Regions from separate parts of the Homo sapiens genome. Here region 1 is linked to region 2. Evidence: read pairs that join two places in POLR2A ChIA-PET (ENCODE). Cell type or tissue: GM12878. All regions are shown on one strand. Each heading gives the region's core, and the rest is flanking DNA. Links, peaks and the distances in the headings are about the cores only.

What was found. Peaks named below come from ENCODE experiments on the same cell type or tissue, not always from the same donor. Only the 100,000 strongest peaks of a DNase experiment are listed, where the experiment ranks them.
Region 1: POLR2A ChIA-PET joins it to region 2 with 5 read pairs; 4 of 35 experiments call an interaction of 5 or more read pairs at or near these places.

Annotation. Positions count from the first base shown.
Region 1 is chr3:9,400,934-9,406,316 of GRCh38, forward strand. All of the region lies in intron 1 of SETD5 (SET domain containing 5), which reads left to right. Among named protein-coding and RNA genes, the nearest start is that of SETD5, 6.0 kb to the left of the region's middle. RefSeq lists an enhancer at 1,920-2,420 and a silencer at 2,512-2,806. In GM12878, for the core only: no CTCF peak of the experiment used is centred there; no DNase peak of the experiment used is centred there; H3K4me3 peaks cover 3,113 bases; H3K27ac peaks cover 189 bases.
Region 2 is chr3:9,618,711-9,624,093 of GRCh38, forward strand. No RefSeq gene overlaps it. Among named protein-coding and RNA genes, the nearest start is that of MTMR14, 28 kb to the right of the region's middle. In GM12878, for the core only: no CTCF peak of the experiment used is centred there; no DNase peak of the experiment used is centred there.

The sequences.
Region 1 (5,383 bases), core at 101-5,100, 220 kb before region 2:
GGACATATTCCTGTGTGCTGTTTTTCTTCCCCAAGACTCGTGTATCCTATACTTTTTTCTCTCAGAATTTTGATTTGTTCATTTTCGTGTAAATGTACTTAAATCTCACAAACATCTATAATTTGTAGTATCACTCTGGCATTTGTGGCAGAGAACCAAAAAGAATGGAAATGAGTTTTGTCATTCACAAATGTGGCTCACATTGTTTTCCCAGTAATAAAAGCAGACCAATGAAACAGAACCTTTAATGGATACTATTTTAGGAGGTTCCAATTCTTATTACTATCACATAGATAAGATGCAATAGCAGATAAATATGATTTCATGTATACTGGCTGTTTGACATACTTAGGGTTTAAGATAAAAATGTTTGTAGTTTTTTACTCTGTGGCTTAAGTTGCTATATAAAATAATTGCTTTTACACTCGAATTTCCTGTTGTTTGGAACCTTTTGTGCTCTTGATATTATCATTTTTTAGAGGATCATACAGGCCCTTTTCATAGAAGGATTTACTTAAGTTATACCCTTGAAAACTTTTTTATATCTTTTGATACTGTTTTGTGTCCAGGAACTGACTTTCTGAAATTATTCTGGCTTTTCTGGGGAGAATGACTATTTCATTTTTACCTTTGAATGGGGAAATAATAAAGTGCAAAGTACAGATTTGCAGATAATTACTTTTGCTTTATCCTCTCCATGTTGAAATAACTTATGAAAAATTAGGCCATAGTTAACAGCAGTCAATGACTATTGGATACATTTTATCAGAGGGGAACTGGATCATGAATAAAATAAAATTTTAAAAATAATTTTTGGCTGAACTCTGGTGATTCATCAGTTTAATTTGAAGTCAGAAGGTCTAGCAGTGAATTTTATTTATAAAAATTGTATTTCAAGTGTTGAAAACTGAAACTTCTTGACCAGTATATTTTGTTTGAGGCATCAAACTTTGCAAAATGTGCATCGTATATTTAGTGATATAACTGGTAGTCATTTGTAATTTAAAGTATTCTTTCAAAGGCACTCTTTAGAAAGTAATGTAGTGTACCCGTGATGGGCAGGGATTGGTACCATTCCTTACTGCCAAAAATTCCAAAATATGTGGCAAAATGATTGATTTATCTTGTGGGTGGGATTCTGGGAAGTTCATGAAAGGTGGAGAGAATATAGTTTCCTTCACTTGTCTATATACATTTTGTTAAATAAGTCTTAGGAAAACTGTTTTATTGTATCTTTAATTATGAATTGCGTAAAAGATACCCAGTAACTTTGGGGGGAGGTGCTGTTAGAAAGCATTACATTGGAGAGAATTCCCCTACCCTGGGACAAAATGCATTCTGTCTTTAATACTTAGCGAAGGGAACTATGGGATAAAATAAACAATGAAGGTAAGCTCAGTCTGCTTTATATGTGCCCTCACTGAGCAAGGAATTTGTAATCGCATCGTGCCTCATTCGTTTATACCATCATATTGATTTTGTTTGCTGAGTACCTGAGGGAATACCTTACTTAATGTAAGGTCACATTAAGTATGTTTGATATGAAGACAGGGAAAGGAATTTTCTGCTTCTTGGAGTAATGTCTTAGTATTTTTAAAACACTTAAGTTTTTACATCAGGCCAGTTTTGCCTGATGCTCATGTCTGTTGCTTTGGTTGGGCTGCTGCTTTCTCTTCTGTGTTCTTATGGGTTCGTTGTGGTATAAGGATTCCCACAGCTTTCATGGCAGTATGAAGTAATGAGAAGCATTGCCTTAGCCATGTTAGTTACATGTATACTTTTGGCCTATGTTATGAATCACAAAAAGCGGTAGCTATAGGAATGTATACAAAATAGATTTCTGTCTGGGGAATCAAGTTTTTGATTTGTGCTACCTAATGGAGGGGAAAATGCTGAATTTCTTGCTGCTCTGTTTGAGAAATAGATGGAAGCATGGGAGGAGCCAGAGACCTCTGCAGCAGGATTTGGTCTAAGTAGAAAAGGAAGATTTTTGTTTCAAATTGCCAGCTGCTTATGTCAGACTGACTCCCTTATTATGCCTCCAGTAGGCCTGTCAATATGGCCAAACAGCTAGATAAGTGCGGGGCAGGACAAAGGGCTCTTTGCACAGCAGGGAGGCAATGTTGGTGGGGGAGGGGCAGGAGGTAGGAAAGGCAAGAGGAGGAGGTTCTTTTCCCTGGGAGATTATTCAGTTTGGCATACAATTAAAGAAATCATTTTTAGTTCCCACTCAAGCATTGAATTTTTGCCAACCACATACTATTAACCCCAAATTTGATACATTTCAGAATATCTTGTAGGGATCCATTCTCGCCAAGGAAAAATAAAAAAATAAATAAAGCTCTGTATAGGTTAAAATAAAATAAATCCCACACTCTGCACCCTCCTAGGTGCAAGTCACCTCCCGAGGAGACCCGTTCTAGAGCTGAATTCTCATTAAGAAATGGAAAAGAATACTCTATCTGAATAAAAACACATTGTAATACAATGTGTTTATTTGGGTTGGGATTGGACCTGAACATGTAGAATAATTTGTTTCCCTTTATGAAATAGTTGCTCGTAGTTGTCTACAATTTTATTTCATTAAGATAGGTAGCACATTACAGCTTTCATGTGTTGGGTTGCCATATGTAAAATGCTAACTGAAGAAAGGCTACTTTTTAATTTCAGCCTCATCCTTAGTTCCTGGAGAACCTGATATTTCCTGGAGATTACTCCCTCCCCCACCTTTTAGTTTAGGCAACCTCTTTTGATACATTTGTGTTCAGCTCGCATACAAGTGGGATAGTTGCATCCAGTTTATTAAGACTTAGTATGAATCATAGAGTTGGAAAAGATCTGTTGGTTATCTGGTCCTTTAAACCAAAATCATAATGAAATATTTTGAAATTTGGGTCCCTATTGAAGTTTTCATTAAAATGTTAAAGGATCGGTGTTCTGAACAACATTTTTAGTTACTTTTAAAATAAATGTTTTGCGTCAGTTCTTTTTTTAAAAATAAAGAATTTCATTTATAGGCAAATTAGCTGGCAATTATTTGAATTGTGATAGGATTTCTCTTTTATGAAGGAATATATGACAAGGTTTTTCAAAATGCTTAATATATTTTAAAAGACTTTAATTTTTAGAAATAATTGGTTTGAACAGTTTTCCAAGAGCACATTTGTTGCTTGGGTTGAGGTACCACCTATATTGCAATGTTACTAAACTAGCCTTAAAGTTTTCCCTTCTGTCTATACTGCATGCAACAATAAAGGGAACTGGAATGTTAATTTCCATTTATGGATTAGCAGAGGAGATGTTTTAACCGATTAATAACCAAAAAACTGCCTTTCGTACACGTAATATTAAGCAAGCCTGACCAAGTTTTGTGTTATTTCTCTCTGTTAAAGAAAACTGGATGTGTTACTACTTAACATTATATTGTTATTTAATGGTCTTGGCAGTAATGATATAATATTTCGACCAAAAGAAATTTTGAGTAATTAATTATTATTGTAATTAGTTGGAAGTTTCTCATCAGTAAAATAGCAACAGCATTAACACAAAATCTAGTGAGCTATATTTTATATTACTACAGAAATTTAGGGTAGTCATTTCTTTCTTTATAATTTATTCACATGGATTATTTCCATAAATTTGTGGGACTAAAATAGAAGCCATCTAGTCAAGCACCAGTCTCCATACCAGACAGTTTTCTCTGCATGTGCTATGACCCACATTGCCAGTATTAAACATCCTTTACACCCTCCCCCTTCCCAGATAATTAGAAATCTCTTCAGGGTAGCTTCCATTGCTCCTATTACCTGGATCTTGCTAGAGGCTCTAAGAAGTTCCTGGTAAAAGTGAGACAGTAAGGGACCACATTTTGATTCCAAAGGTTTTGATAACTGTTAGGGCTCCCCAAACAGCTAATCTCATTTTCACCAAGACTTAGCCAGCAGAGGGCTGGAATGGAGGTGAAACACAAGCACTGTACCTCATCTTGCCTGTGCAGCTGCTCCACCTTATTTCCTGCTATTATTATCTCACAACGCCTCCTCCCATCAAAAAGAAACTAGGACAAAGGGGGAAAATTGGATGGGCTAATGTGATTTTTATTATGCTAGGTTGTGGGCTTGTTTATATGTACTTAAATACAAAGCTAATTTGCCCCATTCTTAAAAGTCTTTAGTGATAGAGATTTTGTAACTTCTGTATCTTCTACTTTCTTTCTTGATAAACCATTTCAGATTCTCAGCCTTACAGAAAGAAAGGTTTTAAGCATACTTAATTTTCGTTGGCCGTTCACAGTCATTATTACCACCAGATGCCACTGTATTATTAGCTTGAAGAAAGGTGGGCTCTCTTCTGTACATAATATCTGCAATTTGTTTTGGAAAATACTAATTTGTATAAATCTGATTTATGACTAAAATAAGGTTAAAAATTAGACCTCTATGTATGTTTACCCTATTACCTTAGTGGGGGTGAAATTAATTAGCTCTTTGAACATAAATTTTTCATGTCTTAGAGTTCTTTTTTCAAGCTGCATAATTTATGTTCTTCAAGCCATTTTTATCCCATACCACCCCCACAAAGGGGGAAATTTTATTTTTTATCATTTTTATTGTCTTTCAATGGTGAGATTTTCGCCACCCCACTCCTGAAATGTGAAGACTCAAATAAAACTGAGTAATCTAATAAGGTATATGCGTTGCTGAATGTAGTAAGATGATTGTTTCATCATTCTTAGATATTATGATCTAGTTTGAATCTGGTTTCCAGTATCATGTTAGCATATTTAATACTGTTGATATGTTAATTTTAATACATGCCCAGGTGGATCTCCTTGCTTTCTATTTGTGCCCCTTGTTTGTCGTTTTGTATGAAGGGGGTTTTTGTTGTTGGATTTTCTTCCCCATCTCTGTGTCCTGTTATGTTCTTTGGCTTATGTTTCAAAAATTCTGTTTCCTACCACCAACCTCTGTACATGCCACAACACATACAATTTGTACTTTCACAGTTTCTGTGAAGTAGGATGATCTGCAGTTAATAATCAACTGTTTGGGCATTCTTGGTATCCAAGGAAGGTTTTACTTAGAAGGAAGAACCTGGAAGGACCTGTTGGCAATTAGACTACTTCTGCGTTTATTTTACATTTTCCCTTATTAACGTAGGCTGTTGAGAGTTGACTTGTTTTATAAGAGAAACCAGATTGACAGAGAAGACCCCCAATCAGATAGAGTTATTTTAAAAATAAATGTGTTTATTATGGTAACATTTGGGGTAGAATCTAAAGGGCATATTTTTAAAAAAACTTTTAGTTCTAAAGACAAAAGAGTTTAACCTAAAACAGAACAAAGAGAAGGGCCTTTGAAGCAGTATGATTGATTATATGCTG
Region 2 (5,383 bases), core at 189-5,188:
TTTTCCAGGAGAGAGAAGATGGGCCTAATGTCTTCCATCTTCCCCCGCAGATCCACTCTCCACCCTCCCCTGCTACTCTCTGCAGCCCTTGGAGACTGACCTCCATGGTCCTCATTAAAGACTTCCATGCCCTCTGCCTTCCAGTGGTGTTCAGTCGAAGGTAAGAACTGAGAGGGGAGTGGAGGGAGGAATGAGATTAAGGTGGGGGTATCTATCTCCCCAGTTTCCTCCCCAGGTCACCTTGAGCTGGCTGGGTCTTGACCCATCAAGGCTTCCTCTCTACATGACTCACATAACTGTTCACTGCATGCCCTTAGCTATGGGAATGGTAACAGTGATAGTGGCAGAAGGGTGACAGATTCTTAGGTAGATAGGGGCGGGTCCCTGGTGAAACCCAAACTTCAAGCCAAAGAGAGTTTAAAGCCTGAAAACCAACCTACAAGTCTCTGATAAATCCACGAACTGAATTGAGAAACTCTCTTCCCGTTTGGTGCACTTTCCCCTCATTGTCCCCATCCTTCACCCATTTTATATATACCTACTCTTCCCTAATTGGTTTTTTACACTGTCATGCCCATCTTTGAGTGGTGCCTTTTTTTTAGTCTTTTTTGCATACTCACAACCCAATCAGCACACACCCCCCCAATTCTGAGCCCATAAAAACCCCAGACTCAGCCACACTTTGGGACTATTCACCTTTGGGTGGGGGACTACTCACTTTTGGGTAGGGGCTGCCCACTTTGGGTCCCCTCTCTGCTGAGAGCTGTGTCATTGCTCAATAAAATTCATCTCCATCTTACTCACCCTCCAGTTGTCAGCATAACCTCATTCTTCTTGGATGCAGGACAAGAACCTGGGACCCACCAAATGCAAGTACAAAAAGAGTTGTAACACTGTAGCTCTCTGCCTTCTGCTGGTGCCGGAAGGCCACCTCACATGATGGGAAGCAGAAGCAGTGCTGGGTCAGCCCAGGAGCTGCAGTCCAGTGTGGGTCGGTGGGACTGAACGAGCTGTAACACAAATGGGCTCAGACATGCTCTGTCCCCAACCTCATGCGCTGTGCTGCAGGTGGTAGGAAGGAGAGAAGAGCCAGGACCCTTCTGGGGCCCCAGACCTTGGGGTTTCCCCAAGCCAGAGCTGTAACTTGCTGTAACAGCCTCTTTGGGGTTCCACAGTTGCTGGCATCACCAAAGCTTTCGGGTGCCACTGTGTTCCCCTCATCCAAATACTGATGCCCAAGGCAGAAGCAGGGTCATGGGACACCCAGTCCAGCTGCAGGCTAAGCACAGATCCCACAGTGAGTGCGGGATCCAGGCTGGGGTGCAAGTCAAGTGCAGCCCACAAAGCTGAGTGGGCGGGGTGCCTCCCACCCGTGTAGAAGTGTCGCTGGCTGCAGAGGTCTCTGGCTGGCAAAGCAGCACCAAAAAAAATCCTGCGTCAACTGCTTCTGTCACTAGTCACAGGCATCACACTTCTGTTTTCCCTACACCTGACTCACACCTTTGTAGCTAGTCCCCTTATCAGGTTTTCTTCCATTCATTCAAATTATTATTATTATTATTATTATTATTATTATTATTATTATTTGAGACAGAGTCTCGCTCTGTCGCTAGGCTGGAGTGCAGTGGTGCAATCTCGGCTCACTGCAACCTCTGCCTTCCGGCTTCAAGTGATTCTCCTGCCTCAGCCTCGCGAGTAGCTGGGACTATAGGCACACGCCACCATGACAAGCTAATTTTTGTATTTTTAGTAGAGACGGGGTTTCACCATGTTGGCCAGGATGGTCTCGATCTCTTGACCTCGTAATCCACCCACCTCAGCCTCCCAAAGTGCTGGGATTACAGGTGTGAGGCACTGCACCCAGCCCATTCATCCAAATTTAAACATGCTGTCCACTTCCTACAGGGACTTTGGCTGATACATGTGACCAAGGCATATGGAGTCAGGGGAGTCTTAACCTGCAGAGCAGGAGAGGGGACTCCTTGGCCATTTGCTTCCTTATCGTAGGGGCAGACAGACTCCACAAGCTGCCACCAGAAGAGCACGGCACTGCTAGCTCAAGATGTTCCATCCCCAGGAAATAACCTAAGTTATAAAAGGCAGGTGCAAAAGCATGACGTACCCTTCTGTCTCCTTTTTTCTCTGTGTTGTTAGAATTTTTGTTTGTGGCTGGGCACGGTGGCTCATGCCTGTAATCCCAGTAGTTTGGGAGGCTGAGGGGGGCAGATAACTTGAGTCCAGAAGTTTGAGACCAGCCTGGGTAACATGGTGAAACGCCATCTCTACCAAAAAATACAAAAAATTATCCAGGCATGGTGGTGCATGCCTGTAGTCCTAGCTACTTTGGAGGCTTAGGCATGAGAATTGCATGAACCCAGGAGGTGGAGGTTGCAGTGAGCCAAGATCATGCCACCACACTCCAGCCTGGGCAACAGAGCAAGACTCTGTCTCAAAAAAAAAAGAAAAATTTGTTTGGTCGCGTCTTCATAACATTTCGTTAGAAAATAGAAGGAGTTTACAGCTCAGTGCCCCAAAGGAGAAAGGAAAGTCAGAACTAAACACCATCCTTGTCAGTCCTCTTGGGTTATAAGAGGAAGTGAACATGTCAAATGGGAGAAGCATCCACAGAGTGCAATGAGGATAAACTTTTGTGCTGTCAACCTAAAGGAAAAAAAGCAAAATCAGTATAAGTAGAAAGGTTATTTGGGTCAAGTTTGAGGGCTGTAACCTGGAAGCGTAGATTCACGCTGCCCTGAACATTCACTCTGATTAGCAGCAGTTACAAGTAGGCATTGCTTTTTTGTTTGTTTGTTTGTTTGTTTGTTTGTTTGAGATGGAGTCTCACTCTGTTGCCCAGGCTGGAGTGCAGTGGCGTGATCTCAGCTCACTGCAATCTCCGCCTCCCAGATTCAAGTGATTCTCCTGCCTCAGCCTTCCAGGTAACTAGTACCTGGGATTACAGACACGTGCCACCACACCTGGCTAATTTTCGTATTTTCAGGTAGAGATGGGGTTTCACCATGTTGGCCAGGCTGGTCTCGAACGCCTGACCTCAAGTGATCAACCCACCTCGACCTCCCAAAGTGCTGGGATTACAGGTGTCAGCCACCATGCTGGGCCTACAAGTAGGTGTTTGAAGGAAAAGAGGGTCAGTTCCTAAGTTGTTTACCAATAATTTACATTAAAATGACAAACTGGCCAGGTGCGGTGGCTCACGCCTGTAATCCCAGTACTTTGGGAGGCTGAGGCAGGCGGATCACGAGGTCAGGAGATCGAGACCATCCTGGCTAACACGGTGAAACCCCGTCTCTACTAAAAAAAATACAAAAAAAATTAGCCAGGCATGGTGGCGGGCGCCTGTAGTCCCAGCTACTTGGGAGGCTGAGGCAGGAGAATGGCATGAACCCGGGTGGCGGAGCTTGCAGTGAGCCGAGATCGCGCCACTGCACTCCAGCCTGGGCAACAGAGCGAGACTCCGTCTCAAAAAAACAAAACAAAACAAAACATTAAAATGACAAACTTTTTTTTAAAGACAGGGTCTTGCTCTGTTGCCTAGGCTGGAGTGCAGTGATGCAATCACGGCTCACTGCAGCCTTGATTTCCTGGGCTCAAGCAATCCTCCCATCTCAGCCTTCTGAGTAGCTGGGATTACAGGTGAGTGCCACCACGCCCAGCTAATTTTTTGTATTTTTTGTAGAGACGTGGTTTCACCATGTTGCCTGGGCTGGTCTCAAACTCTTGGCCTCAAGCAATCCTCCCGCTTCAGCTTCCAAAGTGCAGAGATTACAGGTGTGAGCCACCGGGGCCAGCCAACATAAACTATCCACTGCCTATTCCTTGTTCTTTGTATCTCAAACCTCAGGAATATGAATGAAGATAATGCACGAGGCAGCTGCTCAGGAACAGAATGCCTTTAAACAACTGCCCCCGGGCATTAGTGAGAGGAAGGGAGGAGGGGAGGATCCCGGCTGAAGTCCAGTACTCAGGTCTCTCTGGGCCTGATGAATGTTGCAAACCTCATAAAGCTCAAACCAGCCTGAGCTGTTTTTCTTTTCTCAGTTGAATTGTGTCCTCCCCCAACTTCCCAAAAAAAGATATATTAAAGAGCCTGAACCTGCAATGTGACCTTATTTGGTAATAGGGTCTTTACAGAGATAATCAAGTTAAAATGAGATTATTACATAGGTCCTTATGAATGCATTCTGAATTCGACTGAATTCAGAATGCATGGTCTCAGAAGCAAAACAAAAAAAAACAAACAGAAATTTGGATACGGGGCAGACACATAGAAGGAAGACAGCTATGATGTGAAGAAGGGATTGGAGCAAAGCACTCACAAGCTAAGGAATCCCAAGATTCCCAGCAAACCACCTGAAGCCAGGGAGAGGCAAGAAAGGATCCTCTCCCTACAGTTACAGAGGGAGCATGGCCCTGCCAACACCTTGATTTTGAACTTCTAGGCTCCAGAATTTTGAGACAAATAAATTTCTGTTGTTCTGAGCCTCTCAGTTTGCAAGACTTTGTTATGGCAGCCCTCACAAATGAATACATCTCCTGAAAAGATGGGAGAGTGTCAGGTTCAGCTCAGACTGTAAGATGACTCACAGAGCAGACCTCACCAAATGGACAGCTGAGACTCCAGTAGGGGTGACATCTGGTTATTACATAATGGTGATCCTGAGTAGAAGATAAAGACTATATAGCGGCTGGGCACAATGGCTCATGCCTGTAGTCCCAGCACTTTGGGAGGCTGAGGCAGGAGGATCACTTGAGGTCAGGAGTTTGAGATCAGTCCGAATAACATAGTAAGACCCTGTTTCCACACAAAGAAAAGGTTTTTTTAAAATTAGCTGGGCATGGTGGCGCATGCCTGTAGTCCAAATACTCAGTAAGCTGAGGCAGGAGTATCACTTGAGCCCAGGAGTTCAAGAATAGCCTGGGCAACATAGTGAGATCTTGTCTCTAAAAAACAAAACAAGAACATATAGTTACAAACCCTCCTTTTATTATTTTTCTTTCAACTTATTGGGAAAACAATATCTATCATCCAGCTTAAACAACCATCAATATTTCACTATACTTGTTTCATCTAACACTCCCTATGCCTCTCCCCCACTTTTTCTTGGCTAGAGTATTTTAAAATAAATCCCAGACAGTATATCTTTTCACTCCTCCCCACAAAACCTAAGGCTGCATCTTTAAAATAAGAACATTTGATAAACAACTATTATTTAGCAGTCTAGCAAAATTAAATTCCTTAATGTCATTCATAAAACCTAGTCCATATTCTAATGCCCCTGAGATAGTAGAAAGTATATTTCTATAGTTAGTTTGTTCAAATCAGAATTTAAATAGGTCTTATTATATTAGGTTGTTCTACCAT